Linked DNA regions of Mus musculus: region 2 is linked to region 1. The links are chromatin loops, found by intact Hi-C in ENCODE. Cell type or tissue: heart. All regions are shown on one strand. Links, peaks and the distances in the headings refer to the core of each region. The heading gives the core; the rest is flanking DNA. Region 1 overlaps Cacna2d3 (calcium channel, voltage-dependent, alpha2/delta subunit 3). Region 2 overlaps Cacna2d3 (calcium channel, voltage-dependent, alpha2/delta subunit 3).

The links. Hi-C counts contacts between places; a loop is a spot of excess contacts. Peaks named below come from ENCODE experiments on the same cell type or tissue, not always from the same donor. Only the 100,000 strongest peaks of a DNase experiment are listed, where the experiment ranks them.
Region 2: it touches region 1 in a loop (10-fold over the local background); 9 of 42 quality-filtered maps call a loop at or near these places.

The regions. Positions count from the first base shown.
Region 1 is chr14:28,943,804-28,956,431 of GRCm38, forward strand. Cacna2d3 (calcium channel, voltage-dependent, alpha2/delta subunit 3) reads right to left here. Exons shown (of 38, transcript NM_009785.1): 33 at 10,078-10,130; 34 at 8,439-8,494. Among named protein-coding and RNA genes, the nearest start is that of Lrtm1, 68 kb to the right of the region's middle. In heart, for the core only: a CTCF peak has its summit at 6,179; no DNase peak of the experiment used is centred there.
Region 2 is chr14:29,067,323-29,079,950 of GRCm38, forward strand. It overlaps Cacna2d3 (calcium channel, voltage-dependent, alpha2/delta subunit 3), which reads right to left. Exons shown (of 38, transcript NM_009785.1): 18 at 5,735-5,818. Among named protein-coding and RNA genes, the nearest start is that of Lrtm1, 55 kb to the left of the region's middle. In heart, for the core only: a CTCF peak has its summit at 6,649 (motif pointing left); no DNase peak of the experiment used is centred there; H3K27me3 peaks cover 1,257 bases.

The DNA.
Region 1 (12,628 bases), core at 2,349-10,348:
ATTTTCTAATTAGTTCAGTGATTTCATCTGCCAAGCAACTCTGTAAGCTATAATTCCTGAAGCAGTTGTGTTGGCTTCATCAGCTATCATTTATACATCACAAGAATTCGACTTTCTGGGTCAACTTCAGCCAAAGGGTCTCTGACCTCAGACACACAGAAACTTAGCAGCAATACATATGGGAATCTGAACACACACATAAAAATGTAAGCTGCATCATGTTACCATACGATTGAGGGCAAGACAAATGTCATGATACAATTGCATAGTTCTATTATTTAAAGAAAATTGCACTGTGAATGTATTTGTATAGTAAAATACATAATATCTTTGAAGTATAGCATAGACCCAACCTTATTATTATGGAGGTTCTAAGTCAAGAAGACTCTGTGTCAGTTTAAATAATGGGGATATGAGAATGAGTGCAGAGTAGGCAATCTATATAGGCTGGAGGTAATTAGTTTAGATAACTTTTGCCTAGTAGTTGGGATCTAAACTCTAAGTCTCAATATTCTTATTTGCACTGAAGGAAGTGAGCCAAGCTGTTTTCAGAGGTTGATGGGAGAAGTGAGTAAAACACTGTTGAGTACTGAGTACAAGGGCTTAGTACATAGTGTTAAGTGTTGGATTAATTATAACAGTGATAACAGTAACAAAACGGCACACGTGTCCTTGGCGTTGCAACTTTAAATGATGCCAATTAGCACATGGTTAAGTGCATAGGCTCCTATGGAAGGGAAGTCTGGAGGACAGACCCCCCACTCTGCTTCTTCTAGATAGTCCTCAGCATACTCCTCTACAAAGTAGGGGTGCTGGCGGCTCAGGCACTCTGCACTGACGAGTTGTAGGTCTACTAATTTATACCTGTACTGTGGCTATCTTCAGATTCCCCACAATCACCAGTTTTTGTTTTGTTTTGGCTGATGTAGGCATGGAATTCAGCTTGTCTATAAAATTTACATTTGTAATTCTAAAATGTGATATATAGAATATAGGTTATGCTCCAGGTACATATGGATGAATGTCAGAACCAGGGCAAATTGTCTTCCTGGGATTCTGTGGGATCTAAGAGGATCCATGAGACCAACATTTGCAAAATAACTAATTGTGAACAGTCGGATAATTATTAGGGCATCTTTTGATGAGTATGAAGTGTCCTTCCTTATCTTTTTTAAAAATCTATATTCCAAATGCAAGGGCACCCACATTCATAAAAGAAACTTTACTAAACTTCAAAGCACACATTGCACCTCATACAATAACAGTGGGAGACTTCAACATCCCACTCTTAGCAATGGGCAGATCATGGAAACAGAAACTAAACAGAGACACAGTGAAACTAACAGAAGTTATGAAACAAATGGATCTAACAGATATTTATAGAACATTTCATCCTAAAGCAAAAGAATATACCTTCTTCTCAGCACCTCACGGTACCTTCTCCAAAATTGACCATATAATAGGTCGTGAATCAGGCCTCAACAGATACAAGAAAATTGAAATAATCCCATGCATTTTATCAGATCACCACAGACTAAACACCACATACACACAGAACAAACACAACAAAAACAACAGAAAGCCCACATACACACAGAAGCTGAACAACACCCTACTTAATGATAACTTGGCCAAGGAAGAAATAAAGAAATTAAAGACTTTTTAGAATTTAATGAAAATGAAGCCACAACATACCCAAACTTATGGGATACAATGAAAGCAGTGCTAAGAGGAAAACTCATAGCTCTGAGCGACTCCAAAAAGAAACTGGAGAGAGCATACACTAGCAGCTTAACAGCACACCTGAAAGCTCTAGAACAAAAAGAAGTATATACACCCAAGAGGAGTAGACAGCAGGAAATAATCAAACTCAGGGTTGAAATCAACCAAGTAGAAACAAAACGAACTATACAAAGAATCAACAAAACCAGGAGCTGGTTTTTTGAGAAAAATCTCTCTCTCTCTCTCTCTCTCTCTCTCTCTCTCTCTCTCTCTCTCTCTCGTGCTCTCTCTTGCGTGCTCTCTCTTTCTCTCTCTCTTTCTCGCGCTCTCTCTCTCACGCCCTCGCCTCTCTCTCTCTCTCTCTCTCTCTCTCTCTCTCTCTCTCTCTCTCCCTCGTTCCTTCTTTCTAACAGGAGTGAAACTGAAAAAGGAAACTTCAGTTAAGAAAATGTCTCCATCAGATTGACGAGTAGGCAAAAGATCACTGAGTATTTTCTTGTGATTTACGTTGCAAGTGCCATCCCTGAATAGCTGCAATAAGAAATCAGTCTGCACAAGATAGTCATTCTATTCCTTCATGACCTCTTCTTCAGTGCCTGCCTCCAAGTTCATGTTTGATTTCCCATCCTGACTACCTTTCATAATATACTGTAAGATATAAGATGAAATAAACTCTTTTTTCTCCAAGAAAAAAAAATTATTAGGGCATCCATAAGCTGTGTCCAATGCATTTACATTCTAGTACAACTGTGTCTAACATATGTGTTTTTCCACTGAGGAAACTATTTGGAGTTATAGTATCCTGGAATATGCTTTTTTATTTAAAATAAAATAATTCAGAGTCTAGTTCAGCTTTTTTTCACTAGAACAAGTGACTTAACTGACCTAAGGTCACCTTACAGGGCTAGACTGAGGAGGGAACATTAATGTACACACTGCTTTTCAGGAGAAATATCTCTCTCTCTCTCTCTCTCTCTCTCTCTCTCTCCCTCTCTCTCTCTCTCTCTCACACACACACACACACACACACACACACACACACACACACACACAGAGACACACACACACACCCAGACACACACACACACAGGACAAATGCTCTTCACTTCTGAGCAATGTCTCCATCTCTCCATCATCTCCCCTTGGACAGTGTTTTTGTTTGTTTGGTTTGGTTTTTTTGTTTGTTTTTCTAAGCATACTCAACAGATAAAGCAAATAGGAGAAATTCAGTCGCTAGCAAATGGGAGAAATTCAGTCGCTCGCAACAAACTGCTTGTCCCTGAGGGAGAAGGGGAGAAGTTGTTCCCTTCCCAGGCCCAGAACTTCCTCGGTGCCTCTGTCTTGTAAAGCGCAGAAGCACCTTTTCCTGAGAGTAGGCAACTTTCCTTGGGCCCTTTGGGTCACCTCGCTTTCCCCTTCCTCTTACCTGGAGGTGGGGCCATCTGGATATAGTTTGGCAACACATCTTATTTTCACAGTTCTTCACAATTAATTTTCTCTGCCTGGCAAGTGATTCTAATGTCCAATTTAGGCAGCTTCCTTTTCTTATATTTAAATTATCTGAATCTCAAAAGGCTCTTTTTTAAATGAAATAAAGATTAAATACACAACAGTGTAGACTATAAGCCGATGAGGCACACACATGTAAGCATCATGTAAAACCTGCTAACAAACAACTCAGTTTGTTAAAGAACTGCTGTGTGCCAGGCACTGTTCTGCTTGGTACACGTGAATTTATTTAACAACAACAACAAGAAAAATGACAAGATTAAGAAATGAACTAGGAGGTAGAAACTTTTTTCTTTTAAAAAATCTCTGTTTCCTAGAGTAGGTGGAAGGGAGGAGACTGAATTAAATTGTCCAAAGTCACCCAGGGAGTAGGTAGTAGAGACAACTTTTGGCTTGGGCTTTTTTTTTTTTTTTTTTTTTTTTTTTTTGCTCCAGCATAAAAATGCTTCATGGCTTTGTGAAGTCAGGCCAATGGCACAAAGTGAGAGGTCTTTGAGGCAGGTTGGGGGAGGCAGCACACACACATGATTCAAATAAGCCCGATAATTTCACCATCTCTAACTCTAATTGTCCAGACCCTATTATAATGGAATGGGTCCAAAATGTCCATGGCAAAGCTCATTTGGCTCTGATCCTCTCTGGAGATGAAATCCTTTTCCTTGGACAATTGTAGGGTACTCGTGCTGATAGAGTGATAACTGTTGACTCTATTTACAGCATGACTGTAGACAGGCTGGAAGTTGCAATTTTACGAATTATCCCACAAAGCCATAGCCACATTTACTCTAACTAACCTGGACCTTTCTGTCTGGAGCACATGGAAAACACCGTCCATATCTGCCAGCCAGTACTGTTTATCTTTGGAATTTCAAACCAATAACCAAAGCTGCCAGCAATCTACTTACTGAGTTCTGTTTTAAGTCTGGGTACTTAAACCTGATCTAACAAAGGTAAGGGTATTCAAAGATGCTGATGCTGGCCTAGGTCACTTCTTCTCCCAGAAGAGACAGATGTGGCTCAGAATCTGGACATAGTCTGCCTTAAGTTCTACAAAGAATGGTTTGTCATAATCTTATGTATTTAAATATGGATTGACTGCTATGCTGGGGATGGAATCCAAGACATGCTCTATACTAGGCATGTGCTCTACACTATGTGGTACCCTTCTACCATCTCAGTTTACTTAACTAAGCCCTTTCAGCAGCATGTCGGGATGTGCTTTCACGTAGAGCCACAGTGCATCTGTGAACAGAACCTTCATTACCACACAATAAGCAAAGCTCTGCTACTGCATAATTTGGCAGACAAAGACACAAAAATCTGTGAAAGTAAGATGCCTGCTCAAAGGCATGCAGCTGTGAGTGTGCACCTGGACAGTCTCACCCCGGAGCCACACTTGCAGATACTCTGATCTGTCTCCCATTCCAGTTACAGGGGTGTCTGAAGCTGAAGTCACCATGACCCACCACTCGCTCCCCAGAGAGCATTCAAGGGGACATGAACACAATCAGATTGCTTGAATTTCCCCTTAGCAACAAATGTCCCTGATGAGAATAACCGGCTTGGGTTCACAGTAATTAAGGGCAGGCAATCGGGAATGGATAGATTTGCCATTTGAATAGCTTCCCTCTCCTTTTGTCCTGTGGATACATCCCCATCCATAACAGGGTGCCAGCAAGCTCCATTCTCTTTGTGAAATTTCACCCAAATGAGACCTTTGTGGTAATCAAGTAGAAGCGGGCTTCCACAGTCCCCCTCATCAAGGAAATGAGGCAGATAAACAGTATAATTATGGATTCCATTTTTAGCTAAAACAAAGACGTATGTCTCAGCTCAGAGTCTTTATCTAGTGAGAGAATGGTAAATTTAGAATGAATTGCAAGTCAAGATGGTTCTAAGACCGTTCCTCCCCTGCACGAAATTCAAGATTTACACAGACTTTTAACAAAATGTTCTCACAACAGCATCCCCTGGATGAATTCACATACACACATCCATTTCAGCATCTTCATATACAATGTAGCAAAAATCATATTAATGCCCAGTAAAGTAGGTGGCAGTGGGCTGAGTAAGACAGTTCCCATGCAGGAATCCACATCATGCTCAAAGAAAGTCAGCTGAGGCGCTGGCTGGTGCTCTCTCTCTCTCTCTCTCTCTCTCTCTCTCTCTCCCTCTCTCCCTCCCTCCCTCCCTCCCTCCCTCTCTCTTTCTGCTTCTATCTTCTTACCTATCTACATGTCTTGTGTCTTCAGAGAGATCTGGTGATATGTAATACCAGTGGCTACCTTTCAGCTAAGGTGGAGGAAGGAGTTTGAAGGGGATCTACGAAAGTTTCCCAGCACTCTGGTATTATGCTCTATGCCAGCATACCCTTGGTAGCAACATAAAGGACCAGCTTTTCTTAGCTTTCCTTATAATCTGTGTGATGAAGGTGTCACAGTCTAGAGCAGTGATTCTTAACTTTCCGAATACTGAGACCCTTTAATACATGTTATGGTAGCCCCCAACTGTAATATTATTCTGTTAGTAGTTCATAACTGTAATTATGCTATTGCTATGAATCATATTGTAAGTTATTTGTTATACAGGAAATCTGATACGTGACCTCAAAAAGGGGTTGAGAGCTACAGGTTGAGAACTGGTGGTCTATCTAGAGTAAAGGGACATCTGGAAATTATCTTTGAGGTGGGGTGTAAGAAGACTCTCAAGGCAGAGCATTATAATTTTCATCCATGTTGGGGCAGCCTGTGAAGAAATAGGGGATGTAATGCTCAGAGTGGGAACCTTCTAGAGTGTCTACAGAATTCATGCCACTGTGCCCTGATCTGTGCCCTCCATCATGGCCAGGACTTCTCGATGCTGGCACTACTTGCTCAGCTATCCATTTGTTGTAGGTGCTGTCATGAGTGTTGTAGAATGTCTAGCAGCATGTTGGTCTCTACCCACTAGATGCCAGTAGCAAGCTATGACAATCAAAACTGTCCCCAGATATTGCAGTGACTGCTGGGAGACAGAGCTTCCCTTCAGTTAAACAGTACAGCTCCAGACAAAGCAAGGATCACAGTAATGGGCTCTTAAAATATAGAAAGGAAAGGAAAGGAAAGGAAAGGAAAGGAAAGGAAAGGAAAGGAAAGGGAAAGGGAAAGGGAAAGGGAAAGGGAAAGGGAAAGGGAAAGGGAAAGGGAAAGGGAAAGGGAAAGGGAAAGGGAAAGGGAAAGGGAAAGGGAAAGGGAAAGGGAAAGGGAAAGGGAAAGGGAAAGGGAAAGGAAAGAAATTGTTAAGTCTTTGGACTAGCATAGATGTTTGAGATGACAGGACAAGGTGAGAATGGGAGCTCTGGCAGTGGAATTGACATAAAGATGGCCTTTCTTGAGGACTGAAGATGCAGCTCAGTTGGTAGACTATTTGTCTGCCATTCAGGAAGATGTACTCCTCAGCATTGAATAAAAAAGCCAACAAACATCCCAGCACGGGAGAGGAGGATATAGATTCAGGAGGATCAAAAGTTTGGGATCATTCTCAGCTGTACAGAAAAACTACTGAGAGAAAACTGTCCTCAACTGTGAAGAGGAATGCCAAGATAAAAATTAACCACCAAAAGATGATGCATCTACTACCCTCAGCACAAAGCTTACTCTTAAGAAATAGTTAACCCCACCCCGCAAAGCATGAGCACACACTTTTACACTAGACTCATGCACATGTGTTCAGTGCCCTCTTCAAACCTGTACCATATCTAATGAACCTTTACTAGGCACCAGGGAAGTCAGAGGTTCCCAGACCTGCCTGCACAGGTAGGGTCCAACTTGCCAGCTAACAGCCACTGCAGAGGCAGCACAACCTCATTTAAACAGAGTGGGTCCTTGTTCCCAGTTACCGGCACCATAGAAAGATGGTGTAGAGAGGCTAATCAAGTTGTAACCTGGGCCCTCAAGCCATACTGATTTACTTTTGCTCCATCCCACCTTTTAAAAAATACAGTGTGAATAATATCAACAAAAGCAAATTCATACCAGAGGTAATATTTCTTTAGTGGATATAATAGTCTTTTTTGCTGTCGCTATGAGTTGTAGTTTGTTCTGTCTACTAATTTCCTATTCTTCATGTGGATTTCTGACTGTATCCCTATCACTAGTCTTTTGTCTTGGATTTTGTTTATCATTTTATATATTTTTATGGTAAAGAGTATGAATCTTGCTTTGTGGCTCAGGCTAATCTCCTCTTCCTAAACTCACAGCAATCTCCCGCCTCAGCTTTCTGAGTAGCTGAGGGGCCTACATGCATGAGTCCTTGCATCTGGCTATCTAAGCATACCAATATTTTATAAATTTAATTAAAAATTTTGCAGTACCGGTATAATAGACCTTTTGGTGGGTGAATTAGAATCTTAAACTGTTCACATTAAGAGATATTTAAGAAGTCATTATTTGGCATTGTGAGTGACTTGTCAACCTTCTTACCAATCTCTGTTACTCACTTACGTTGAATTTCTAGACTAGGATAATAAACATGCTCTACCAGTATCTGTTACAATTAATTAATTAATTAATTAATTAATTAATTATAGTAGCATCTTAGGTCCCATTTACTCTTGTAATCAGGCAATATGACTTATAACACACATATATACACACACAGAGAGACAGAGAAAGAGTCCGAGAGACTGAATACAGAAAGACAGAGACACTGTGCTAATTATAGAGAAAGTGAGCCTTGGTGAGATCGATTCATTTGCTAAAGTTAAGCCTAACTTTAGATATACTGCAGACTTGGGCCTTTGAGAGTATTCATTACCCAGCACTCAGATCATTAACTCATGTGTCTGCAGCTGTGCAGACAAAGCTAGAGTGCTGATCCACTCTTCCAGCCTGGCCAGGGGTGGTGGCTTGTCTGCATCTCTTGGCCTTTCATGTTGCCTGTCAGCTTTCTGAAGGTTTCAAACCCTGACAAAGGGTGGCTCCTCTGCCCCTGCTGAGGAAACAGGTCAAAGTGAACTTGGCCTGAAAGGATCTGTACCATTCTGTGTCCCAGTGCATGTGGCATAGGCTTCGCAGAGAGAGGCTCCCTCTCTGCTGACAGAGCTGAAGAACTGTCACATCGTCCTACATGGTTAATTTAACGCAAGCCAGTGGATCCCTGATGAAGAGCATCAGAGACCTGGGATTCATCACTCACACTAAGAAACAGAAACCCCAGTCACTACCTACCTTTAGCTGTCATGTCGGAGTGCCACCAACTGCACAGGTTAAACTCCACCAGGAACCTAAAGAAATGGTGGAAAAGCCCAGGGTTACGAGATCAGCTAAGCCTGGGTAGAGCAGTACTGTTTTATGTCATTGTGCTGCCCCTCCCTGTTTGAAATAAACAACATTACACTTTGTCGGACATCGCTGTGGCTAGTTGAGACTCCACTGAATTGCCACTAGGTTTCAGCTCACTTGGAAAGAAGCTGTTTTACCTTCCATGGCCTGGGTTCACAGTGTCCTAGTTGAGATGGATTCCTGGTTTGAGAAATGTCTGCAGTTTGGTCAGAGTCAGCCTCTAGGCATTCACCTATATTTACTCCTCTTCTAGCCTAGGTTATTTCATAATAAATAGCCAATTTCTAAAGGGCCTTTTGCCTTATTTCAGAACTTCAAAACAGAACGTTCTTCTTGGTCAGAACCATGCTCTGCAGCAATATAGGAGGAGTTCAGCAAACTTGTAGCAAAAATCAAGCCATAACCTAACTTCAGAACAACCAGAATTTCTCAGTTGCTAGTGAAGGATGCAAACAAAGGTGATATAATCACCTTCTAAGTCAATGGCGATAGATTAAAAAAAAATGTTTTAGGTATGCACTTTTCAGACCCATGGTTACTATCCCTAACAGCTACTTCTCCACAAAGATCCTACCACAAAGATCCTACCACTAGCCTTAATGTATTTTCCATCTCTCTTTTGCACTTGTTTGTCTTTGGTTGTATAAGCATTGTTATATTAATATAGATTTATACTAAATTTATATGTATATGTGTATATACACATATTTATGTATATATATGTATATATACAAACATGTATGTATATGTGTGTATATCTACATCTACATCCATATATGATATATTATATATAGAAATATATATATACACATTTATATACTTATACATATATATATATATATTAATTATCGCAATGTCCATTCATCAAATGGCAAGGGGTTTGCCTTACATCTACAGCACTAGCTCCTGGCTGGGAGAAAGAGAGTGACACTTTGGCGTTCTGGTGAACATTCTACTCATGGAATTCTCCTCTTTCCTGGGATACACTGTCGCTGCGATGTATCATCTCATCTGGAGGCCAGAGTTTCCATCTTTGTCACATTTCAAGTCTGACCTAAGTCACGAAGTCTCCCGGGATCCTCAATTTGATAAGGTAAACTTACTAACTCATACCTAGGAAGAACCCCTAGCTCTCTCTGTAGCCCCTGTAAGCCTGGCTCCTGCCCAAGCCAAGACATCAGAGCAACAGTGGACAGCTTAGCTGTGTGTTCTCCTGACCACAGCCCACCCAGGCAGCATTAAGACAGCCAGGCATCCGTGTTAAATTTAACAGTAACCACAATAAATAGATTTGGCTTGTGTATCCTAAGCTGTTAGTCTGCTCAAGGATGACAGGGAGGTTTGCAGAGTGCTTGCGAATGGCCAACACTAAAACAAGATAACTTTGTAGTCTCGGAGTTCAGTACTTTGAGGTGTTCCATGGATCTAAGGTCAGAGAGAACAGGAAGTGCCAACTCCCCATTCACTTTATCAGAGAAACAGGATCAGGAGACTTGTTGAAAAGAACGTAGCAGATGGTACTTACAAGACAAGTTCCGTCATTATCCACTTGGCTGCAGAGAGAAAGGCCTTATAGGGCTGGAGGGAAGAATTCGCCCCGTTAAAACAATGAATTACATAAGATGTTTGTAGTTTGACTTAAGGTTTTTACATAGAGACAATGTTATTCTTTTAGAGAGATGGATATCATGTTAAAAACCAGGGAGGGTCTAGCTAAAGGAAGAAAATGCTTAGATACTGTATCCCAAAACTAACATCTTAAAACTTTGAACTCCCCTGTAGTGAGATGTGATTTACAAGTAAAATAAACATGATCTAATACAAGGGTTATCACTGGGAGGAAGGAGGAAGTTCAGCAAACGATGCTTAAACCTTTACCCTCTAGGGGCTAATATTTCACAGCCTGGTGCTGAGGGGCTGGAATCATGTAACTAATTTCAAATGGTAATTCGCACGGCTCCCCTTTGGAAAGGTGACTCACAGTTCTCCATCACTGTGCATCGTTCATTGAGAGACGCACAAATTGAACACACTTGATTTTAATGCCTTCCATGAATTATGTAGGATTTGGGCTGCCCTTTCTCGCACTTACATATTTGGACTTGAAAAAATGATAACCATATGGACATGTGATTTTATCCCCTCAGAAAATCCCCTGCATGCTATAAAAGAAGGCATTGACAGCCTAATCTTTATTTCAGAATATTTTAATTAAAAAAAGCAGTTGGATTGTTTACTCTGTGATATTTCCTATGTGGATAATTCAATTTCCTGAATTCTGGAAAATACCATGTCCTCCTCAGTTGGCTCTTTGTGCCTAGGTATGCCAGATATGTAAGTGGTGTGCAGATTTGCAAGGCAGACGATGGCACTGGCAGAGAGCTGGGCTCCAGACGGCAGGTCCAGAAAACCCTCAGCACCTTTTGTGGCTGCCATTAGGAAAAAGCATGCCAGATCTTGGTTTCTGAGGCGACAGCTGCCTAATCCTCCTCTCTGAGCATTTTAATTATAAGAACCAGAACTGGGAATGGAGGAATTATCCAGTTTTGAATAAAACAAGAATAAATTTATAGTGCCCTAAACATTGCTGAAAGGTTCCTGTCTCAAGCAGAGAGCAACATAAACAAACAAACAAACGAAACCCATTGGGCTTATTCCCAGCCCACCCTGCTTTGCAAGGCTGTATATTTTTTTATTTGATTTGAGTAAGGCTTTCAACATCAACATCGAGTGAATCCCTGAACCAGGGGACCCTCTTTCTCCATGTTTAGGGTTAGAGAAAGATACTAACTTCAACAATTTCTTAAAACCAAATGCCTCAAATCGCCATGCTCTGCTCATTAGGTGTTATGACATTAAAACCATCACTTCCCTGGAGCCCCAGAAAGAGCCAAGGAGTTAGACCACGGCTGATTCTGCATCTGTGTTCCCGCTGAAATGAGTGGCTGAGGTAGACCTAAGAGGAATCCCAAGGCTGTGTAGCTTGGCACTGGCTCACAAGAGGCCAGGAAAAAGGAACTCAGGCAGAGCCTGCTAGACCCAGACTCTAAGGATATCTGAGCAAACAAAGGGATTATGCAAATAGGGATTAAGGTTGTAAGTGGAAACAATCGCTGGGGACTCAAGGGGTCATTGAGCTTTTTAAAAGGGATGGAGGAAACCTGTCTTGGGAAGATTTCAAATCTGGAAATAAGTCACACTAAGTGCAGGGAAGCCAGTTTGGAAACAAAAAGCCCGGATTCCAAGTGATGTTTCCTCTCAAGTTTCCATTAAGCAGTGTTTTCTATAAAGTCCAACTTCTCAGCTGCCTCTCAGAAACTTTGTATCTCAGACTCTTTCTGGCTCACTGTGTGTAGAAGAATCATGTTAAACATGTAGCTCTTAGATAGCATCCTGCTAAGGTCTCAGGTCTCACAGAGGCTGCTAAGTTCACCAAGATGACTTTGAAATCTTGTCCTTAAATGAACATTTTGGATGGCTTTTAGTATTCCCAAAATCATATTTCAAGGGTTACGTTTGAATACATCTGTGGGCTATCTTGAGGTCTACCTTAAAGGAGAAAAATATTCTGAGTTTTCAGGTAATTGATATTTTCTGTACACTGCAAATTACATTTTAAAACTGACAATTGTTGGTTTCTGACAGGCTGGAGCTCGTTTCTAAGGACACAGCACTGTATGCCTTGACCCTAGGTTGTAATATCCCCCCTCACTGGAAGCAGCTCCCAGGCAGAAAGCACTGAGAAGAGCAGAGGAACCCACCTGTTCACTTGGCTGGAGAGCACTATTACAAGCCAAAAGGAAGATATTTTCCTGTGTGTGCGTGCATGTGTATGTGTGTAGTACTCAGTTGTGTGTGTACCTGTGGATTCAGAGGTGGGAGGTAAATGACAGATGTCTCTTCCTCTGTTGCAGTTCCCCTTGGGTTTTGAGACAAAGTCTCTGAAAGATCTTGAAGTTCAGGGCTCAGGCTGGCTAGATGTACTGGGGATTCTCTGGACTCCATGCTGCACCTGCTCAGAGCTTACAGATGTGCACTGCTGTGTTTGGGTTTCATGTGGGTCCTGGGGACCCAAA
Region 2 (12,628 bases), core at 2,064-10,063, 120 kb after region 1:
AGAAGTCAGTGGCACCCACACATAAGGGAGGTCCACAGAGTTCAGACAAGAAGGGTGAGCAACAACAATCTCGCCTTCCCTGCAGAAAGTGGGAAAAGCATGGCCGCTGGTGCTGTTCTGAACAGCCTTTGAACTTGCCACTGCCTGGATTTGTAATCATGAACATCTGGGGAAAATGAAAAGGGCTTGGCAGAGGAAAACTTTAAAAATAATCTTTGTGTGTCCATATGTTAGCTGATTAAGCTGTCATTAAAAATCACATGTATAGATGCTTGACTTAGCACACCCAAAGAAAGGCAAGAAAGGGATGGCAATAGTGGACAGTACCTTTTGTGTTCCCTATCAGATCCTGGGCATCTATGCAGTGACCAGAGACACCGCTCATTACAATGAGATGAATACCATAAAAGGCAAAACCTCCTCTAGGGATATAAAAATTTAGCCCCTGGTCAGCCTCTGGACTGTACCCTGGTACCTGGTTCTCAACACTTTCCTGGAGTCCTTGGGGATCCTCAGCTTGTGTGTTCCATCAAAGCACCTACTTTTCTAGTATCATGTTAAATTAACGCTGGATGCTCATTCCACCCGAGGTCTGTTGCTCTTCCCTCTTAGGAAGAGCCCACTGAAGGAAGCTTTCCCAGGAGATAGAGAGGTAATCGTAGATTGAGTCTTGTGTAATGACAGCCCATTGTCCTGGTGGTGAATTATTGTCCAGGTAAGGACAGAGCTTTCAACTTTCAGAGGCCTGCTCTTCTGAGTCCCTAATTATAAGTTAACTAATCAAGTGTGAAGATGGAAGAGAGTGTGAGACAGGGCAGGTAAATAGCCATTTCTTTACCAAGAAAACATTCAATCAGTACATGAAGGTAGCAGGCACGGAGAGCCCCAGCCACAGATCCCCTTCCTTTCCACATCAGCTCGGGCTCACAGGGAGTCGAGGTTCAAGGGATCAAGCGTGAGGTTCAGAGAGAGAGAACACTGTATAAAGAAGAAGAAAGGCCTTGGGCGTGTATGACCAAAGGTCTCAGAATATGTCCCAGTGTGAGACCCTCATAGGGCTTTGGGAAGAAAGGGCTCTGGAGACACTTTCCAAGAGACTCATGGGAAGAAGTATGGGCTTTCTGAGGGCAGTAGGAGACAGGCTTACACTGCAACCGCCTGGGTTCCAGTTGGGTTAGAAACAGAATCCGTAGTGCCGTGGCTAAAAGACTGATAAAGATTCAGAGCAAGGTAGCCCCCCATTCTATGGGCCATCAGTCAGGGCTGTAGCAAATAAAAGATCTAGGGTTATGCTCAAACCACAGACAGCTCCAAGAAAACTGATACTTTTCCAGGACCTCGACACAATCTTAACCCTTTTGTGCTTTTCTTCCATGGGTGGGCTTTTTCCTGAGACTATGTATTTCACTGGACCACTTAACATATGCTCAACTAACAATTCAAACTGAATTAAATTTGCTCCAGTTGGATGCATGACTTATATGCAGCCCCTTTCCAAAGCAGGACTTGGAAGCTCATTTTCAAGAACTTTCCTTGCTGCAAGGGAGGGTCCAGGGGGGTTCACTTTACTTCACAGTGAAACTTCACGTGTGGGCTGGAGAGATGGCTCAGTGGTTAAGAGCAATGGCTGCTCATCCAGAGGTCCTTGGTTCAATTCCCAGCATCCACATGGAGACTCCAACCATCTATACTGAGATCTGGGCCCTCTGCTGCCTGATGCTCTCTTCTGTTATATAGGCATACACGTATATAGAACACTCACATAAACAAACAGACAAACAAATAAATCTTAAAGAAACCACTTCACTTGCTTGCCCTTATGATATCCTTCTTTGATCATTATTTTTCATGACTGTGAGGCAAGAAACTCAGAGACCACTGGCTTGGATGATTGTGGTGCCTGTTGAACAATGGGGAAGGGAAATGTGTCTGCCATGTTTAGCCAAAGAAAAGGCTTCTGTTTTCTGCTCAAAGCGCCCACAACACCATCATAAGGATGGACATTTACTTTGTAGTCACTTTGTAAAAACACACCACATGTATGGGATACCAAATGGAGTCTTCCGGGGCTTTGGAACTCTAGGGCCTTCTCCGTGGCACACTAGAGTGGGTGTGTCAAGGACACAGGCTCGGGATCAGATAGCCTGATGTGTACCTTTGGACTGTGTCGGTTTGAAAGAAAATGGCTCCCACAGGCAGTGGCACTATTATGAGATGTGGTCTTGTTGGGGTAGATGGGGCTCTGTTTGAGGAGGTGTGTCAGGCCTCTGAGGGTGGGCTTTGAGGTTTTAGATGCTCAAGCCCGACTCAGTGTAGCTCACTTGCTCTTCCTGCTGCCTGCTAATCCAGATGTAGAACTCTCAGCTCCTTCTATCTACAGCACCATGTGTGCCTATAGACTACCATGCTTTCTACCATGAAGTAAACCTCTGAACTGTAAGCCAGCTCCAGTTAAATGTTGTCCTTTATAAGAGTTGCATGGTTATGGCATTTCTTCCCAGCAATAGGAATGCTAACTAAGACAGCCTGTGACATAAGTTCTCTGCCTCAGGTTCCTCAACTGCAAAATAGGGATAATTCTTGATGGGACTGTAATGAACTCATCATTACACTGAGGGAGGGACTGTACACAAGAAAAGTTCCTTATTTGGTATCTATTGTGACTTATATGAGCCTTTTCTATTTATAGAAATAATCATGTTCACTGTGGAAAATTCAGCAACAACTAAAATGTAACAGGAATAAAACTGAAAACCATTCTTAATTCCTTCAGCCATCTCTAGGAATTTCAGCCCTGAAACCATATTCACACAAACAATAAAAACAGACTCATCAAGTTGTATCTATATGTATTTGTGCATACACGTGCTCATTCACATATACCCACACACTCACTCAAATATATATATATATATATATATATATATATATATATATATGTATATATATATATACATATCACTCAAATATATACATATACATATACATATACATATACATATACATATACATATACATATACATATACATATACATATACAATATTATATGTAGTATCCAAAGAAAAAGGGGCTATCACATTGAGAGTTGGACCAAATATGGGAAGGTTGGAGGGAGGATGATTAGGAGGGGCAGGAAGAAGGAAAGGAAGGAGGAAAAATAAAAATTAAAAGAAAATTAAGACACTTTTTGTTTCCCTGGAGATGATCCTCCCTGGTTACACAGACATTGCTGACACACAGGCCACCTAAATATCTGTCTTTTCACAATAATTGGCATGATATTTGATACTATGGTGACATCGGAAGTCACGAGCACACTTCTCTGTGTGCTCTGCCTTTCTCTTGTGTGTGTTTGTATGTGTGTTTGTATAGGTACATGTATGTACATGTAGTTGTATGCACAAGTGGTTGTACATGTGTATGTGTACACATGTGAGAGGTGAGGGCCAGAGTTTAAAGTTGGATTTTATCCCTCAGAAAAGGATCTCTTGCTGGGCCCCATCAGAGGAGATCAGGCCCCTCCTCCCCAGTACTGAGATTTCAACTGGAATTGCACCATTCATGGCCAGCTTTCTACAGGGGTTCTGGGGATCAACCTCAGCTGCCCCCCCCCCCCATTTGCACAGCAAGCACTTCACCAATGAACATCCTTTCAGCCCCTTTATTTTATTCTTGGCCAGACTATTTTGCAAAAAATTTAAGTGACATATGTGATACTGTGTCATTTTTGGAAGTATGCAGCAGGGTCTATGCTATAAACGTGCTCATTAAATTATACACGAGCCTTGCTGTCCATGGGAAGTAGGATGCTCCAGTCAGTTTCTCTGCATCCAGGCAGGCTTTGCTTATGTGGCCCAGAAAGCTCTGCTTCCACAGTCCTTTACCCACATTGTCCTGAACCCTGTCCTTAGTCACTTAGTTGCAAACTTCTGCATTAGCACATTGGTATGTGGGCCTCTGTGCATTCCTCATAAGAGAATGTGTTACACAGATTTTCAAAATTCTCCAATAGTTCCTTTGGGCCCAGATCCACAGGAGAGATGGTGACTTAAGTTTTCCTATGTCAAGCACATTGATATTAAAAGAACTAATGCCTTGGGCTTCTTGCCACAGAGAACCAGACAAAAAATAGCCAGAGGCCAATTTGAATATGAAGAATATGGTAAATATGAGAGTAGACACCTAGAACCCAGCCCTGTAAGTTAGATGACAATGAAATGCATGCTTGGAATCTGATACTTGAAACTCCACCCATAAAGGAAAATGAGATAAGGAGACAAAAATCATTTCAGAACCATGAATAGCAAAAGGAGATGTCCTCCTCACCACACACACACACACACACACACACACACACACACACAGGACTAGCAGGAGCACTGAGGATAATAAGAGGGAAATGGGACTTGGGAAGTATGGGTTAGTATGACCAAGTCTTCCATCCTAGGTGATTACAATAGAAAAGATGAAAAATCCTGCCTATGGTAAATACCAACACTTCTAAGAAAGAAGCAGAGAGCATCCTTTGAGGTCAAAACAGCATGGGAAACGGTGACCATAGAAGAGAAAGCGAGCAGAAGCTACTCAAAGGACCAGGGTAGGAATCAGCACTGTGATCCCAGAGGGAGGGCCCATTTCCAGCATCCTCACATAGTCACACGGTGGTATAAGCACTTTTATTTTTTATTTTTTATCTTTCATTCAACCAGTATGTTCAATCCTCAAAGCATCTGCAAGGACAACCTATGAGGGGAAGCAGTAATTGCCACACACCAGAGACAGACAGTCTCCACACAGGTGAGATTTGAGTCCTGGCATTGTAGCTGTCCACAATGGTGCAGGGGTTGGGAAGAGCACATGAGCTGCAGATGACCCTAAAAACCCACCAGGATCCTGGTCACAGTGCTTGAGGAAGAGAAGACAGCAAACTCTTCTTGGTCATTGACTCTCCATGATGTCAAAGCAGTGGCAGATAGGAAAAGAAGAGTGGATGAGGCAGTAGTTTTTATTGAATGACAATTTTATTTTGTCTGAGCTTGGGTTTAACCAGACAGAACTAGGTAAAATTTCTGTAATAGATATGGCTTTTGCATTTTATAGACAAGGGAGAAAAACCTGAGCTTTCTGCTAGCTAAGGCCATTCACATTGCAGAGGCTATGAAAATGAAGAAAGCAGCAACAAGGGAGTTAGGACGCCAGCCCTGTTTCTATAAAGCAAGAGGAGATAGTCTGGGATGTCAAATGGCTTCCTGTGACATCCCGTGGGACAGGTAGAAGCACAGGACAGGGGACTGGGAGTGGAGGTAGCAGTGGGGCTGGGAGGCTGACCACACATGGGGAAATTGAGCCCTCACACTCCTCTGCTACTCTTTGGTGACAAGAGTTGTGTCCACGTAGACCTAACAAGTTCATTCTATCCATCTGGGAGCCTGTCTTATTGGCCTGTAGATGGCATGTCTTTGTAGTTACTGGGTCTCCTGTTGCCCAGCAACAGGATTCTCTGAAGATGGTAAGGCAAGTCCTGACAATTATACTGGGGATGAAGTGGAATGAATCAGCTGTAGAGGAATCCAGAGCCTGCTGGGTACAGGCTCAGCAGACTAGCAGGAGGAGCTATACAACTCCAACCATAAGGGAAGGGTCAGTTGTCTTCACAGCCCTCTGCTGTCCTCTGGCCTATCTTTTATGGTCAGTATTGTCCTTGACAATGAGGGCTGCAAAGGGTCACTTACCACATCATCCCGGTCTTCCCACTCGACTTCAGAGAGATCCACACTACTGTAGTTGGGTTTCCTCCGTTTTTTTCCTTCTTCATACTAGCATAGGGAAGAGGAGAAAGTCAGACAAATGGTCGTAAAGTTATCAACCTGGGCATCTTTATCCTCCTAGGGCCTGCTTGCTGAGTGTGAGCTGTGAGGAAACATCAGGTACCTGAGATCAGCCCTGTGGGTGGCAATATAAGGACTTTAACGTCAGCCCTGGCTATTCGCCTTTCTTCCGATTTGGAGACTATAAAGGTCAATTCTTTGCTTGGCATACATTTGTCTAGAGAATTCCTTGACTCTAAAATGTCAGGTGCAAAGAATATTTATCTCACCCTCGGAAGGAATATGTGAAGGGTGAGCAGACCCATCTCTCTTCAAAAGCTAATGTGCGCAGCCCTTTATGTCAGAGGAAAGAGCTTCCTACATATATTTATCAAATCTTGTCCTTTCCCCTAAGCTTCATAAACTTCCCATCTCAAACCTCCTCCAGACTTCTCAGCTGAGAAACAAAATATTGGTCTCCACAGTTGGACTCTGGCTCAGCATCCTGAGTACATGTTGCAGACTCACAGACCTCCCGTTTGCTACTGGCCCTGGCAGTGCTGAGCTAAACACAGCTCCTTCACCTGCAGTAGATGTGAGTATTGGGAATCGCTGCCAGATTTAATGGCCATTAGGGCATTTCTCTGGAAAAGCTGATGAGTGCATTAATAACTGGGGAGTGCTTTCACTTTTTCCCCCTAAATCACCGGTGTTAGTCAACCAGCAAGTGTACCATTTTATCGACCGGACATTCTTGTGTCTGGATATTTGTGTGTCTTAAGGCCCTTACTGCTGCTTACTGGGGTGTTTATAAGGTAGGAAAGTCTGCCCTCTGCTGCAGGCTAAGGATAAGCAAACACTTCACAAGTTCATAGTATACTGACATATATACATAGTTGTACATATATACAAGACACACACGCATAGAGGTGTACCCATTTTCTTTTCTCTTCTTTGACTCAGTCCTGTTTTGATTAAACAATGAATCTAAGAGAGATGCAAGGTCAGTCTAAATATTTTAAGACCTCAAATTGTCACTTTAGACATTGATTGGTGATTGCAGACACAGTTGCTGAAGGTACCCCAGACACAAAGGAGAAACCTTTGCCACTTTAGAATCAAACAAATTTGAAATGGCCATCAGTGCAATCAAGGAGACTGTGGCCGGCCAGGAGGGGTGGTTCTTACATCATTGTGGTACCAAACGATGCCAAATGTTGCTCCTATACGCTTTATTCCCTGCCAACTTCACTGTGGGGATCCTGCACCATCTCTAGAAAGTCTCCCCCTCCCCCTGCACCACCACCACCCAAGAAGGCTACCCTGCCTGCCTTCAAAAGGGCTTGTTGTCAACCGGGCCGACACTCTCGTCTATGAGGTTTCCAGTTAACAAGACATTCACCATTCACAGTCACTTTTATGACATCAGATCCACTCCAGATGAAGAGGAAGGAAAGTGGTTCTCTCGGAAGCCACTGTAAACGATAGCAGATTAGCAGTTGGATCGTGTTAGGGAAAGTTCCTGTGTGCATAGAAGCTGGGCGAGCCAGCCTTGCTAAAAGCAAAAGGAATGGGAAGGAAGGAAGGATGGGGGCAGGGGGGGGGGGCTTGGGTCTGAGCCATAGGCAGGAGACACAGGGGAGGTATATAGAGTATTAGGACTCTGGACCTTCCTTGTGGGAAGATAGTCTGACAGCCCTTCTGAACCTCAGATAAAGAGGCCATTGGCTTCCAAGCCTATTTTAGTAGGAACCATTCTCAAAAACTCCAGGCAGCCCAGAACTTGAACTTCAAAAGCATACTATCACAGATTGTTGGTCTGCCTGTTGATGGGTCAGAACCATTCTTCTGTTTTGCTTTGGAAGAAGGAGTTCATCTTTTGGTCACTTCACAATGTTCCTTTATTTAATTACTCAGAACACACACACACACATACACACACACACACACACACACACACCATGTATACACACACACACTGAATACCTTGACAGTATAAGGCATTTGGGGGCTATGGTGATGGTGAAGTTCTCGCCATGCAAGTTCAGATCCCCAAGATTCATGTAAAAGGGAGATGCAGTGTATTGGTACTGGGTATGGGGACAGAGGCTGGCAGATCATTGGAGCTCATTGATCAGCCAGTCTTGCCACCAATGAACACCAGATTCTATAAGATACCCTGCCTTTAAAAATGAATAGAGAATTACTGAGAAAGATACCAAGATACCGGACATAGACATCTGGCTTCAGGACATACATGTACACACATGCACTCAGATCTGCATGTTCACATGCAAATACCCATGACAAATACATACATGTACCACACACATGCAAAGTGTAAAACAGTAAAGACAGATAGTTAAGCATCACCCCTCTCTTCCCACAAACTTACTTAGAGTACCCCTCCCTTATTTTTGCTTCTATCATTGCACATCCCACTGTCCCATAGTTAGGAAGATGGGCTCTGACAAGCTAAGTAACACATGCAATAGCAAAATCAAATAAGATCATATAGCCAGCACTGGGAAGGATACCTCACCACCTGCTAAACCCTGCCTTAATTTCTGTATGAGCCTCGTGTTATTTCAGCTTTTGTTAAATTTAAACTGACTCTAAGGTCCTAAATACCAAACACATCTTTATCCTCAAAATATGCCCAGGATTTTGTCAGAAAAAAAAAAGAGTACAGAGGCACTACCATTGCCCACCTCACCCTGGATGTCTGGTGCTAAGCAAACCACTGACCTGCTTCAGCACTTCCCACCAAGCTGTAAAGTAGGGGTAATAGAACTTGCCAGGACAGGCAGGCTAAGTCCTTCTCCCCCCTTGGCAGCTCATCCCAGGCAGAACAGGAGTGCTTGACCCAGGAAGACCTGACTCTGTGCAGACTTGAGCACTCCCCAATTCCTCAAAAGGAAGGAGACTTCAATAATGCTGTCACTGTCACAGGCAGGAAGTGTTTGCTGAATATGTTGGTGTCACACAAGGATGACCAATTGTCCCCCTCTGCTATGTACAAGTTGGGAGTCTAGACACTTGACAGAGATATCCATGTTTGTGTTAAGGTACTCAGCTCTGCTGAGGTAACATTTACAAGAGAGAAATCTGTTTAAACTCCTTGACTTTTTTTTTCTTTGTTGGAGATAGGGTTCCACACAATCCAAGTGGAACTTGAATTTGTTATGTAGTTGAGGATGGCATTGAACTTCTGATCTGCCTGCCTCTACATTCCAAGCGCTGCAAATGCAGACTTGCACCATTATGGACAGCTTAAGTGTGTCTGGGGATTGAACCTAGGGTTTTGTACATTGTAGGCAAGCATCCTACCATGGGAGTTACATCTGCATCCTCTCATGTATGCCACATCTCTAACCGTTCATTTTCTTTTATCACCACTCAAGGGACCTAGGCCAATATACATCATTCCAGAATGCAGGAATTAGTTCAGAGATGGGGACATAACCTACAACAATGCAAAAGAAACGCAAAAGACTCCATCTGGGATGCTTTCTTGGATTGCCCCGGAAAAGGTAGTTCCCTACGTACAGGCACTGCTAATGTTATGAGATGTGAGCTTGGAGCTTGGAGCACCTCATGGCCACCTTGACCCCTAGTTTAAGTCAACCTGGAAATGAAGCCCCTTGTGGGAAAGCAGTGGAAATGGAATAGGATAGCTCTGGACCACACTGTGCCTGAAATGAGAATCCTGGAGATATATGTATACCTAGACCACACCGTACCTGACATCTTTGCCCTCTTGGATGTGTCAATGTATGCTTCCCAAATTGATCCCTTTCCTTTTAGAGACAGGGTATCCTGTTAGTCCTGGCTAGTCCAGAACTATGTAGACTGGATTGTCTTCCAACTCACACAGATGTACCTGCCTGCCTCCCAAGGCCTGGCATTAGTGGTCTGTACCACCACATCAGCCCATACCACATACTTCTCTTGAAAATAATCTTACCTGGAGTTCCAAGCATCAGGTGATCAGACTGTATACATCGAATGCCTTCCCTTCTCTTTATACATGAACAGCTTGTAAAGATCATTTACTTATTATATCTATGTGTCTCTGTGTGTATGTACATGCCTGTCTGGATTTATGTGCCCCATATGTGTACAGGAGCACACAGAGGCTAGAAGAGAGTGTGGGGTCTCCTGAAACTAGAGTGAGAGGCAGTTGTAAGCTGCCTGATGTGAGTGCTGTCAATAAAACCCGGGTCTCTGCAAGAGCAGTAAGCACTTTTAACCACTGAGCCATCTCTCTAGCAAAATGCACTCCTTTAAAAAAATACATTTTATGTGAAACATTTACAGACTTCATAACTTTAATGATTATTTGGGAACATCTGATTTATAAAATGCCTTGCCACCTACTGAGTGCACTTCTGTGCTTAAGCAGAGCTCAGCTCTACATACTTTCCCTCCATGCCTCCTCCAAGGAACAGTATAATAGTTAAGCTCTGAGACTGGCTCTCCCCTCCCCCATGCAGCCTCTGTGTGGGACAAATCCCAGGCCTGGCTCTCCAACTTCCTTTCCTTGTTCCTCATTCGTAAGGAGCCCATTACAGTGCCAGGCACCGTATATGGCAATTGTTAGCATATCTATAATCTGTAACTTCCTTTGAAAATGTGATTAACGAATCACAAATGGTTTCCAAAGGTTTATGAACACAGTCTCAGAGCCACAGGTAGGCCTGCAGCTTTTGGTGCCTGTTTTACGAAAAAAAAAATGTACAGGAGAATTTAATAAGGAAAGATATTGTGTGCTATGAAATACTTTGAGGTGGAGTTTCAAATAAAGGCCAGATGTGGTGAGCACACAAACAAGCCAGTGGCTGGAACGATGGAACAAGAAGACACCCCTCTTTGGAACAAGTAAGAACTCCCCAAGGGCTGGCTTGAAGTGCAGTTTTTAATGGTCTGGATAGAACCATCTTCTGTGTTACCTGCAAACTGGCTTTGGAAGCACAATGAGATAGGTCAAGGTATGGCCATTCTGACTTAAAGAAAAATGACAATGGCTTTGCTTCTTCATTCTGTGGGTCTTTTTGGGAAAAGCCCAAGGGCACTACCCACACATATACTTGTGATCTTTGTGCAACAAATATGGTAGGGACCTAATTGATTAGGTGTTCATGCTGCTATAGGCTACCAAAACAAACAAGCAAATAAACAAAAACCAAAGGAAAGAAGGAAAGAAGGAAAGAAGGAAGGAAGGAAGGAAGGAAGGAAGGAAGGAAGGAAGGAAGGAAGGAAGGAAATGGGGAAGAAGACACCATACCAAGGACAGTATCTTCTAGGTGAGGGCATGGTCAACCCAGAGCCAGTCACCCAGAAGGATGTTTCTCTCACCAGGCAGGCACGACCTTCCCCTGCTAAAGACCTCTCTCTCTTCCCCTTTTCCCCCACTCCATCTTCTCCCCTGGCCCACAAGGCTAAAGAGACTGTTTCCAAAGGGACACAGGCATTTCTCTCCTATGGACAATCATCTATTCAGCCCACCTTCTGATGGGTTCCAAATGGGTCTCAGTTCCTGTGCCAGGCACAATGAGTCTTAGGAAGACCCAGAAGAACTGCTGCAGGGGGATCAGTGTCAACCTTCAAGTTCTTGGTCTCAGCTCACTATTCATGGCTCAGACTCCTTCAGAGTAGGCTGTTGGAGGGCAGCTAAAAGCTAGGGACTGGGAGCTAGACTTTGTCAAGTCTTCCTGCTTTATGAACTAAGGCAAGCTGTTCACACCTCTGAACCCCATTGCATCCCTCACTAGATGGAAGATACAGCCCTCAGTTCCCAGGGACACCTTGAAAAGCACTGAAAAAAAAATGTGGCTGAACCCAACCATAACATCATAGGCTCTAACAAATAGAGCCTAAAAAATGTCCCCCTCGGACAATGTTAGTGACCACTGATGCCAGGGTTGGTGTCTAAGGCAATGAGAGCAGTATCACACAGTGCCCACTCCCAGGATGCACTGCTTCTTAATGCATACACTGCTTAATGGGAAACATCAGGCTGCATCCATGGCCTTTTCTCAAGGCAGAAGAGAAGGACATGCAGACTTGTGGCAGAGTGACATCTCTTCCCCCTATACAACTACAGTTGGATCTCATCCTGCCAGTGGCGAACCAAGGTCTCGATAGTGACCAGTCTTTGGGAAGTGGATTCCCATGGCCCCTGTCAGCCCCAGCTCTCCTAGGAATCAGCAGCTGAGACTAAGCTGCATGTTGCCCTCTAAATGGCTTGAATCCCTTCTGTTTCTCTTAGTTTTTTCCAACCTTCCTGTATTAGTTGCTCCTTGTAGAAATTTTTGAATGAAACAGTACTGCAATTAAAAATACCACCCTCACCACCTCTACACAGGGGGCACTGCAGTCTTCTCCAGAGAACTTGAAAGCAATTATTTCTTTCACCTTCCGATGTTCATTACATCTCCCAATCAGGAATTCATAAAACAGGTGACCACATGTTCTGCTCTGCTCACATGACTGCCCACCCTGACCCTTGGCCCCATGCTATTCTAAATAGAAAATGTTTTGGGCTAGGAACTACCCTAAATACTGTCTGTGTCTTATCAAATTCTCCCAACTCCAGGAAGGGTGAATGATTTCAAGGATGGGAAAAATAGAGCCTGATCTCTTGGCGACATGGGTAGCGAGCAGTGGAACTGAGAAACAGATCAATTCTTCCTGGTGTCTGAGTTCCCTCCCTGGTGTGGTCCCCATCTCATTAGCTTGACCCTCAGTGCAGGTAACCATCTCTGTCAGGACAGAAAGTAAGTGCTCAGTTGTGGAGACAGAACCATCTGGAAGGCA